2 separate regions of the Mus musculus genome follow, and region 2 is linked to region 1. The links are chromatin loops, found by intact Hi-C in ENCODE. Cell type or tissue: left cerebral cortex. All regions are shown on one strand.

Region 1 (5,000 bases):
AGGCCAAGGGCGGAAATAGAGCCTGAGGAGGATGTGTGTCACAGCAGCTGGACTTAGCCAAACATTTTGGGAAGCCATTTCTAATAATGAATGTCTTCATGAAAGAACAAGCCACCTGGTGCAGCCCGGGTGCCATTTGCAGTTTAAGCTGTGGCTGGGAGTTTTAGGGATGTTGGATTAAGTTGTGTTTGCTTGGGTGTCAGTGTCAGCCTTAGTACTGAGAAACCACGTGACTTCTAAAAACCGCTCTCTGTAGCCTTGGGGTTCATGCTTGAAAGGTGAAAGGCGCCACCTTCTAGGCATTAGGCAAGTCCACCGGGTGACACTGTGTGTCCTGTGACACTGTGTGTCCTGTGACACTGTGTGTCCTGTGACACTGTGTGTCCTGGGCTATGCTCAGTACCTAATTAACCAGACTGCCTAACACAGAGCAAATATTTACCATAGGACACAAGGATCAGGGGACTGAAGGCTGTACAAGTGAAGACCTGAGACTTCGGAGCTCAGGAGCGCTCTTTCTCTCTCTCAATCTCTCTCTCTCCACTTTCCCCTCTTCTTTTCCCTCCCTTTGAAATGCAAAATTTCTATAGTCTTTTTCCCAGTTACCATCCCCTGGGAGCCTCTGGAGACCATTTGATGAATGCTGACCCACAGGATTGTCTTCTTCACACACAGGGGACACCCTTGCCAGCACAGCGGGCGTTGTAGTGGCATTATGGGCAACCCTACATTTCCTCCAGACAGCGAAAGGATGCTGTGAGCTTAAAGCAGAATCTAGAGAGGAAATGCCCCTGCTATTTCCCTTAGCAGTTTGTTTTGTTTTTCAAGACAGGGCCTCGATGTATAGCCCTGGCTGTCCTAGAACTAGCTCTGTAGACCATGGAACTCACAGAGATCTGCCCACCTCTGTCTCCTAAGGGGTTAAGGGTATGCGGCAGCACTGACTGGCCAGCAATTCAGCTTTTATTGCTACCTAGCCTACTTATCCCAGTAAGCCTTCCTCTTGGGGAGTGTGTATTCTCTAGATAGACACACTTTCCGAGTTTTTCCAGCCGCTTTCCTCAGTGTGCTACAGCTCTTTATCATTATAGCGTTACATACTCCAGTAAGCACGTTTGACTTGCCTACCTGTGTCACTTATTTTTTTTTTTTTAATTTTAGAGACAGGGTCTCCTGTAGCCCAGGGTGGCCTCCATCTTACTGTGATGCTAAGGATGAGATCTTGTTCTGAGCTTTCTGACTGCCCCTCCTGAATGCCACTAGACCCCGTTCACTTGGTGCTGGAAACAAACCCAGGGCCCCTTGCATACTGTGAGCACCCTGCCCAGTGAGCTATCTCTCCAGTCCCTTGTGGCCTTTCAACTTCCCTCGCAGGCCGACGGCTCCCTCAGGCAGTCTCTGCCTTAATGTTTGGCAATTTACTAGTTTATTTCCAAGAGCCTGCCTGTTCCCAGCCAACAGCATTCTTGGGCTCAGAGAATTCCCCATCTTTGTTTTGCAATGAGGGAGACGGCGCGAGCTTTTCCTTTCTCTGGAGTTGCTCTGTGAGTGTCAGGAGCAGGCTGGCTCAGTTTATCTAGGATTTGACAGTCAAGGCTGGGAAAGCCAAAAAGATAGGTTGTCGTCCAAAGCACAATGTCGCCGACCTTTGAGAGCGCGTAGGAACTGCAGGGCTGGGAGGCGGGGCCTGTGCCACGGGGAGGGCGTGGCGATGAGGAGAAGACCGCTGTCCCTATCGGTTTGGAGATGGGTCTGGGAAAGCTAGGCAGCAGTCCCCAAGCTGCTGCTGGTCTCGCTTTAGTTTCGTTTTTAAAAATTCTACTCATATATCTAGTTTATTTCGTTCTGTGGACAGGGAAGCCGGGTGGGGGTGTGTAATACCCACCACGTGGCTGTCTTTTGCTGGATGGCTTAAAGGCATCAGTGCTAACTTTCATAGCAAAGATATTGCAACTGCTGTCTAATAAACGGAAAACCTAAGGCCCAGAGATACCCAGTCACTGGCCCAAGGTCACCCTAGTATCAGATGCAGATGGTTTGAATGGAGCTTTGGTGCTTTCTAACCTTGTCCTGTTTGCTATGTCAGGGCCATCTCCAACAAGACTGTCAGAAAAATGAGGAGCAGAGCCCAAGATGATTGGAACATCCTTTGTGACCCGAGAACCCTGCTACTGTTCCCAGAGCTCTGCCCCTTGACCCTACTGAGGCTCCAACAGACTGGCACCAGGTAGGTACCAAGGCGGCCAGGGCCCCATGCATCCTGGTACCTCAAGGGCAATATTAAGCAATCACAAGGTGCCAGCTGTCCTGTGGCTCAGTTGTGTCTCCCACCCCAGTACCGAACTATCCTCTTGGTAGCAACGTGTGCTTAAAAAACTCAGAAAGTAAGCAAAGGAAAGGCAAGCAAATAAAATTTCCATATTCTTACATCCCAGATATCATCACTTTGCCGCCGCCGCCGTCATCATTATCAGTAACAAATGATAGAATGCATTTAAATGGCAAAACAGTTACCTCAATATCACAGCAAGCAGAAAAAAGAAATAACTTCCTGGGAGTCCTTCCAGAATTTTCTTCAGTCATGGACCTGGGGACATATATTTAAAATACGCCTGTTGGACCGCACTGGGAGCACCTCATGTCTTCGGTTTTTCTCCCGCGACGTTTGCGGGACCCTGTCCCAGCACAGTTGCCTGGGAAGAGCATGCCACATCGGTTTTCCCGATTTTCTTCCGCATTCGCCGACACGTGAGTTCCACGCTGAGCACGTGGGTCCTAAGCAGCACTGCTAGAGAACCAGTTGCTGGCCCTGCGGTCTAGCTGCGGCGCTGGGGCTGCGGACTGCTGCCCTCTCGTGGCCAGTCAGGGGAACGCCTCGAGAGTCCCAGCCCTCCAGGATCTCACCCATTCCCTCCCGCGGCAGCTCAACAGCCTGCTCTTGGTGCCCGAAAAGGACAGAATCTTCGTTCTTCATCTCTCATGCTCACCCAGGGGCCAAATCTTGCCTCAGTGAGGCAGCTGTGAAAATTAGTTGGAGCAAGGATGCTTGTCAGGTACTCCTAAGTTGGGGAACTCAGATAATGCCAGGTACCTGCTGGGTGTCCCGCACAGTGCTAAGAGACAGGGGATTCCTTATGCTTGAATTGAACCAGCAAGGGCAGGCGCACTTAGCTTTGCCGCGTGATTAGCTAAGCTGAATGCTAGCATCTATTACCTTCCCTTCATCTACCCACCTAACTAACTCACCCATCCACTTATCTATATATCTATTCAACTACCCATGGGTCCTTCTTCAGTCATTTACAATTCTTCCCTGATTATCAACATACTGAGTGCTGAGTTCTGTCACTTTGGATACGTTTGACGTTCACTTTCCACAAATTTAAACTGCAGGTAACAAAAGCTAAGTTAGATGTCAGACGAGAAAGCAAAATAATGTCCATGAAATCCCTCGAGTACGGGATGCTCTGTGAACAGCATTTGTCATCTTATGGAAGTATCTGCTTTTGTGAGGAAGGCGGGATGCAGGTTCATGCAGCTGGGGCACACACTGTTGTGTGATTGTAAGGCACATACGAGCAGAGCCATTGTGTGTAGGCCGAAGGCTAACGCAGTGTGAAGGGAGGGCTGAGGGCTTGGTCTGGCATCATTAGCCTGATTCTCAAGAGATGGGACTGCAAAACAGAAGAGGAGGTGCCTGGAGAAGGGATACCTCAGCAATGATGATTGTCAGCCATGGAACCCCCCACAGCAGGTGGGCCCCATTCCTGTTGGAGGCTGAAAAACATCAAGAGACCTGATTTGTAAGTTTTTTAAATGATATTATCCAGGAGTCCTCTGTGAAACCAGACAGAAATGACTTTATCAGCTATTCTCAACCTGTGGGTCGAGACCTCCTTGGAGTCGAGCCACCCTTTCCCAGGGATCACTTAAGGCCATCTGCACATCAGATGCTTACATAGTATGATTCATACCAGTAGAAAAATTACAGTTATGAAGCAGCAATGAAAATAATACAGGGGTCACCACAGCCGACTGCAGAGGCGGAATTCAAGATTCTGACTGAGCGGGGCGTGGTGGCGCACGCCTTTAATCCCAGCACTCGGGAGGCAGAGGCAGGCAGATTTCTGAGTTCGAGGCAACCTGGTCTACAGAGTGAGTTCCAGGACAGCCAGGGCTACACAGAGAAATCCTGTCTCCAAAAGCAAACAAACAAACAAACAAGATTCTAACTGAAGCAAGCAGGCACCTTCTGCTTGCCAGTGATTATGAAGCGTCCTCTTCTTCATGTGCCTGTGAGGTGGGGCCATTGCACATGTGTTTGAGGAAGAGTCTGAGGGTCAAAGAGGGTAAATAACTCACCCAGGACATCCCTGACTTCTCTCATATGCTTCTTGAAGGTTTAACTCCAGGCAAGAGCTACCTCGCTCTTCCTGAGTCTTTCAGGCTGGCCTGAGCTCTTGCTTTTCCAAGACAAGACTTAAGTGGCCCCTCTTTGTCAGGAGTGACTGTCAGGATTTCCTCTCTTTAGAAGGGAACCTGAGCCTCAGCCCAGGCTCCCCCAGCTCTCCAGTCCATTGAGTAAGACGATCCCTGGGGACTTGATAGGGACAGAGGCATGCTTCCTGCCCTGGGCTGTCTGCTGGAGGCTTACTGGCTTTTCTTTGTAAATACTCTCTGAAATACTTTAGTATTTCATTTGATTTAATTGCATGTGTGTGACTCATGTGCTGTATGCATTCTGGGTACCATGCACATTCCTGGGCCCCTTGGAGGACTGCCACATGGACGGGAACCAAACTGGGCTCCTCTGCAAGAGTAGTGAGTGCTTTCAACCAGAGTCGTGCCTCCAGCCCCCTTAAAGCAACTCTTTAAAAATCAAAACAGTTTGATTTTACAAATAAGAAGAAATTAAGAGCTCAAGCCGTTATTGCAGATAGATCTGTGTTCCAACAAGTTGTCACGAGGAAGGTGACAGCATCTACATCTAGGCAGGCTGG
Region 2 (5,000 bases), 170 kb before region 1:
ATAAACAAAACAAACCGAGGCAGCATGGAGACGGCCCGCGGCCGCGTAAGCGCGGCCGGATCCAGTGCCTGAACCGCCTTCAGCCTCAGGTGAATGCCGAGCGGTCGCACGGGCGGGCGGGATGCAGCGGCAGAGAACCGCGGGTGAGAGGCGCGGGTGCCCGGCTCCGGGAGAGCGGGGCGGGGGCCGCCGGGCCGAGGGCGCGCGGAACGGGGTCGCCGATGCGAGCCGAATCGGGCTGCCCCCGCGGCCGACGGTTATATAAAGGGCGGGCGCGCGCCGGCGGGCGACCCCGTTAGGGCCGTGCCCTTTGCGCTCCCGGGAACCAGGGATCGCGACTGCCGGCAGCCGGCCTGTCAGAGCGGCGAGCGGGTGGGAGGGGCCGGGAGGGAGGAGAGGAGAGGAGAGGGGCGTGTGAGGGAGACCGGCACAGCTAGTGTTCAGAAGGCTCCGGACGGAGGAGCGGACCGGGAGAACTCTGGGCAGGGGCGTCGTGGGGCTGCTGTTCCCCCCGGCCCCTCCCCGGAGGCTGCGGGACTGGGGCCTCCCTCTCGGGATTTGTTTATATGTCCTCTCTAAGCAGCTTGAAAAGCCCGGAGGCGGAGCCCTCGCTGTCGAGTGGCGGCCGGTGCTGTCCAATGGAGGAGGCAGACGGGGTCCGTGGCGCCAATGGGCGCAGGGAGGCGGTGCCGCGCCCCCCCTCCCCCCCAGTAAGTTAGGCTGTGCTGGGGGTTGGTCCGACAGGGCGGCCATATTAGATGGGAGGGGACGGGCCTGGGGACGGGGGTTGTCACTGAGCGGGGCGGAGACGGGGCAAAGGGCGAGGAGCCGAGCCGAGCGGGGCGCGGGCCGGGCGGGCTGGGTGTGGGCTAGAGTCCCGGAGGGACCCGGAAGATGCCCGGAGGAGCCTGACCCGGCTCAGCCGCTCCCGAGTGGAGGCGGCCAGGGAAGTAGCGAGGGCAGTCTAGCCTCCCAGGGGGCGGTTCCTGGGTCTAGATGAAGCTTGGTCTCTGGCGTCTCCTTCTTGGTCGGCTCTCCGCTGCTTGGTAGATCCTGCCACCAAACCCTTTAATCGCCCACCTTTAACCCAAGAAAACAAACCGTTTTGCTACTTCTGAGCAGGCCTGAATCTTAAGACTACCTTAAGGAGGTATTTCTGTAGTTAGGGGTGTGTTTCTGTACCAGGTCTCCCGTGTAGAGGCAGGCATTCAGAGGAACTTCTGCTTTTCTGGGTATTGCAAAGAGAAAATTGGGACTGGAAAAGCAGACAAAATTGAGTGAGCGGCGTTTCTATCCACCCCCCCCCCAAAAAAAACAAAAACAAAAACAAAAAAAAAAACGTGGATATCTTCCAAAGATCAGGCCCTTGTGTTTCAAGTCTTAATTTGCCTCCCTTGCTCACATAAATTGGAAGCTAACATACTTAATGAGAAAACAGCCTTGAGAAAAGTATTTAGGTCTGATGAGTCTTTAGACTTTTGTCTATCCAGTATCAGCAAATGAGAAAAAGAATGAAGGTCTGACTTATTTTTTCAAAAGCAGAAATAGGAATTTTTTGTAAATTTTGTGACCTATGGTAAAATGATTGTCACTTTAATTCTACTTTAAAATATTTTTCAGTGTTGCCTAGTTTAAAAAAGCTGAGAGATACTCCAAATGGGGAAATGTGGATACAAAATTGGAATTGTTTTGGCACCATATTAGCCTTGTTAAATGCTTTTTAAAGCTTTTAAGATGAGTTTATAACCTGTGACCTCATGTTGTCAAAGGTAGTAGGCTATTGATACATCTTTGGTGAAGTACTTAGGAGTAGGAATACATCATAGATATATCACCCTAGGCAGCTCTTCAAGAGTTCAGCTGAAGAATATTAACAAATAGTAAATAAATTTTCATCAACTTTTATTGGTTTTATGTGACTGACCCTCAGTTTTGTTAAAACTTGGTAAAAATATAATCCCGGGTTATTTGATATATATTTTTTTAATTAGATATAATTTTTATTTTTATTTTTTGTTTGTTTCTCAGGCAGCATTTCTCTACATAGCTCTAGCTGTCCTGGAACTTAACCCGTAGACCAGGCTGACCTGGAACTCAAAAAGATCCATTTCCCTCTGCCTTCTCAAGTGCTAGGGTGAAAGGTGTGGGCCACCCCCCCCCCGGCTATATATAATTTTTATAGTAAATAAAATATTACCTATCACTTAATGTTGTATTGCTAAGTCCAAATCTGTCCTATTACTACAATCAGTTATAAAAGGTAGGTCTGAAGTTAGAACCAAGCAAAGGTTTTCATGATACCCAGAACACTTAGTCAAAGTTGGTTTTCATTGCTTATGTACTAATTTTTTTCAAGATTTTTTTGTTTTGTTTTTTATATGAGTACACTGTAGCTGTCTTCAGACACGCCAGAAGAGGGCATCAGATCTCATTATGGATGGTGAGCAGCCATGTGGTTGCTGGGAATTGAACTTAGGACCTTCTGAAGAGCAGTCAGTGCTCTTAACCGCTGAGCCATCTCTCCAGCCCCATGAAGTAATTTCTTTTTGTTTTGTTTTGGTTTGGTTTTTTGAGACAGGGTTTCTCTTTATAGCCCTGGCTGTCCTGGAACTCACTCTGTAGACCAGGCTGGCCTCGAACTCAGAAATCTGCCTGCCTCTGCCTCCCGAGTGCTGGAATTAAAGGCGTGCGCCACCACCGCCTGGCTAGTAATTTTTTAAGAATGGCAAATATAAGGGCTGGTGAGATGGCTCAGTGGGTAAGAGCACCCGACTGCTCTTCAGAAGGTCAGGAGTGGCTCACAACCATCCATAACGAGATCTGACTCCCTCTTCTGGAGTGTCTGAGGACAGCTACAGTGTACTTACATGTAATAAATAAATAAACAAATCTTAAAAAAAAAGAATGGCAAATATAATACACTAGAGATTATTTTTGGCTAAAATTCTTTTATATGCTTAATATAATTTGGGGTTTACAAAATGTTGTTATGGAGTCAGCGTTTTACTTTGTAGTCCAGTTGGTTTTGAATTCCTGGTCCTCAAGCATTTCTTTCCTGCTGGGACTACAGTTAAGTATCACTGGGCTCAGGAATTTCTAGTATAGTAAGAATAGAAAAATAGATACTTCCAGAGCAATATTGGGTTCTCCACTCACCTTGACACTTTGTATGTTGTATAACAAACTGAAAAACAAACTTTGATGAAGAAAATAACCTAATTGGTGTAAGTTCTGGCGTAAAAGGGTAACTGATTAAGGTCCTTGGTGGTGGTGACTAAATAAATCCATTGGATAATGGGAATACGGAGACATTCTATTTAATTGTCGTAGTGTAGTGTAGTAGTTTTTATTTTTTGTGCTGTCCCCCTCCTGTCCTGGAACTGATTGTGAAGTCTAGTCTGGCCTTGAACCCACAGATATCTGCCTGCCTTTTCCTCCTAAGTGCTGGGATCAAAGGTGTGAATCACCACACTTGGCAGTGTAGTGGTTCTTAAAATAGTAAACTGAATTCACTGTTAGCTTTTAAAACTTAATTTTTAGTCAAGACTGATGATAGGATTTTGAGAGTCATTAGTATAGGCTTATTTCCAGTTAGGTTTGTACCTGGCTGTTTTGGCAAAGGCTTCACTGACTTTTACTACATATAGTAGTGTCTCATTTTAAGGTAAACATATTGGCTGGTCATAAATCTATCACACTATTTTGTTTGGTTCTGTGAGGTGGGGCCTTGCAGTGTTGCCCAGGTTGACTTTGAACTTCATGATCTTCCTGCTTCAGCTTCATGAATTCCTGGAGTCACAGTGAGCCATAGTGCTTAGTTGTTCTAATCATACCAGGACAGGAGTAGTTGAACTTTTCCCAGTGTAGGATTAAATAGTAAATATTGAATAACCTCTGTGGTGGCTGTTCACCTCTGCAGTTTGTGTGGTGATGACTGATAAGATAGGATAGAAAACCAATGAAACTTTATAAGAGTAAGGTGTGTTTATTAGTAGTCCATGGTCATTGTTAACCTGTTTTTAAAAATACTGTCTTGAGTTTGAAGTTTTTGCAGAGGAAATTGTAGAGAATGTAAACACACACTTCAGATAGTATTGGATCAATAGTCTATTGTATATATATCTCCTACCTTGAGAAAGTTTCATTGGAAGAACATAGGGCACAATATCCATGTAGATGTTTTGAAACTGTTTAAAGTAGCTATTGGTATATATTAATATAGTCCTGTTTGTTTTATAGGCACCCCACCCCCACCCCATTTCTGAGACTTTCTTTTTGGTATATATTCCAGGCTGGCTTTGAACTGGCCTACAACTTTTTGGTTTTTCGAGACAGGGTTTCTCTGTATAGCCCTGGCTGTCCTGGAACTCACTTTGTAGACCAGGCTGGCCTCGAACTGAGAAATCCGCCTGCCTCTGCCTCCCGAGTGCTGGGATTAAAGGCGTGCGCCACCACGCCCGGCCTGGCCTACAACTTTTGTTGTGTGATGTTTGTTTGTTTATATTTTTTGAGATAGTGTCTCCTGTTGGCCAGGTTTAACTCAAATTATGTATCCAGTAATATGACCTTGAATTCCTGATCCTTCTACATCTCCCATTCCAGTAGGGGATTATAGGTGTACACTACCATGCTTGAAAGAGCCTTGCATTTTACTGGTTTGTGATAATTGGGTGTTGTTGTTGTTGTTGTTGTTACAGGGTCTCTCTTCATAGCCCTGGTTGTCCAGGAACACTAGTCTATGTAGACTATGCTGGCCTTGAACTCAGAGAGATCTGCCTGCCGCTGCCTCCCAAGTACTTGAGTTAAAGGTATATGCCACCATGCTACATCTGGTTTGTGATGATTTTTTTTTTTTATAGCAAGGTCCCTTTTGGTTGGGGGGGTCACAAATCCTTTTTCCAAAAAAACTGTATTGAATTTGTTTGTGTGTACAGGTCACATGTGCTACAGTGTGCACAAGAAGCTCAGACACCAGCTTATCCTCCTCTTTCCATTGTGTG

What was found. Hi-C counts contacts between places; a loop is a spot of excess contacts. Peaks named below come from ENCODE experiments on the same cell type or tissue, not always from the same donor. Only the 100,000 strongest peaks of a DNase experiment are listed, where the experiment ranks them.
Region 2: a loop joins it to region 1, with 4 times the contacts of the local background. A loop is called at or near these places in 12 of 42 quality-filtered maps.

Annotation. Positions count from the first base shown.
Region 1 is chr17:26,883,453-26,888,452 of GRCm38, forward strand. It overlaps Gm17382 (predicted gene, 17382), which reads right to left and starts at 2,794. Exons shown (of 3, transcript NR_168075.1): 1 at 2,515-2,794. In left cerebral cortex, CTCF peaks have their summits at 1,659 and 2,854 (motif pointing left); DNase peaks (open chromatin) are centred at 1,697 and 2,820; H3K4me3 peaks cover 1,618 bases.
Region 2 is chr17:26,715,686-26,720,685 of GRCm38, forward strand. Crebrf (CREB3 regulatory factor) reads left to right here. Exons shown (of 9, transcript NM_029870.2): 1 at 1-89. Among named protein-coding and RNA genes, the nearest start is that of Crebrf, 2.5 kb to the left of the region's middle. In left cerebral cortex, a CTCF peak has its summit at 2,410 (motif pointing right); a DNase peak (open chromatin) is centred at 614; H3K4me3 peaks cover 1,690 bases; H3K27ac peaks cover 1,141 bases.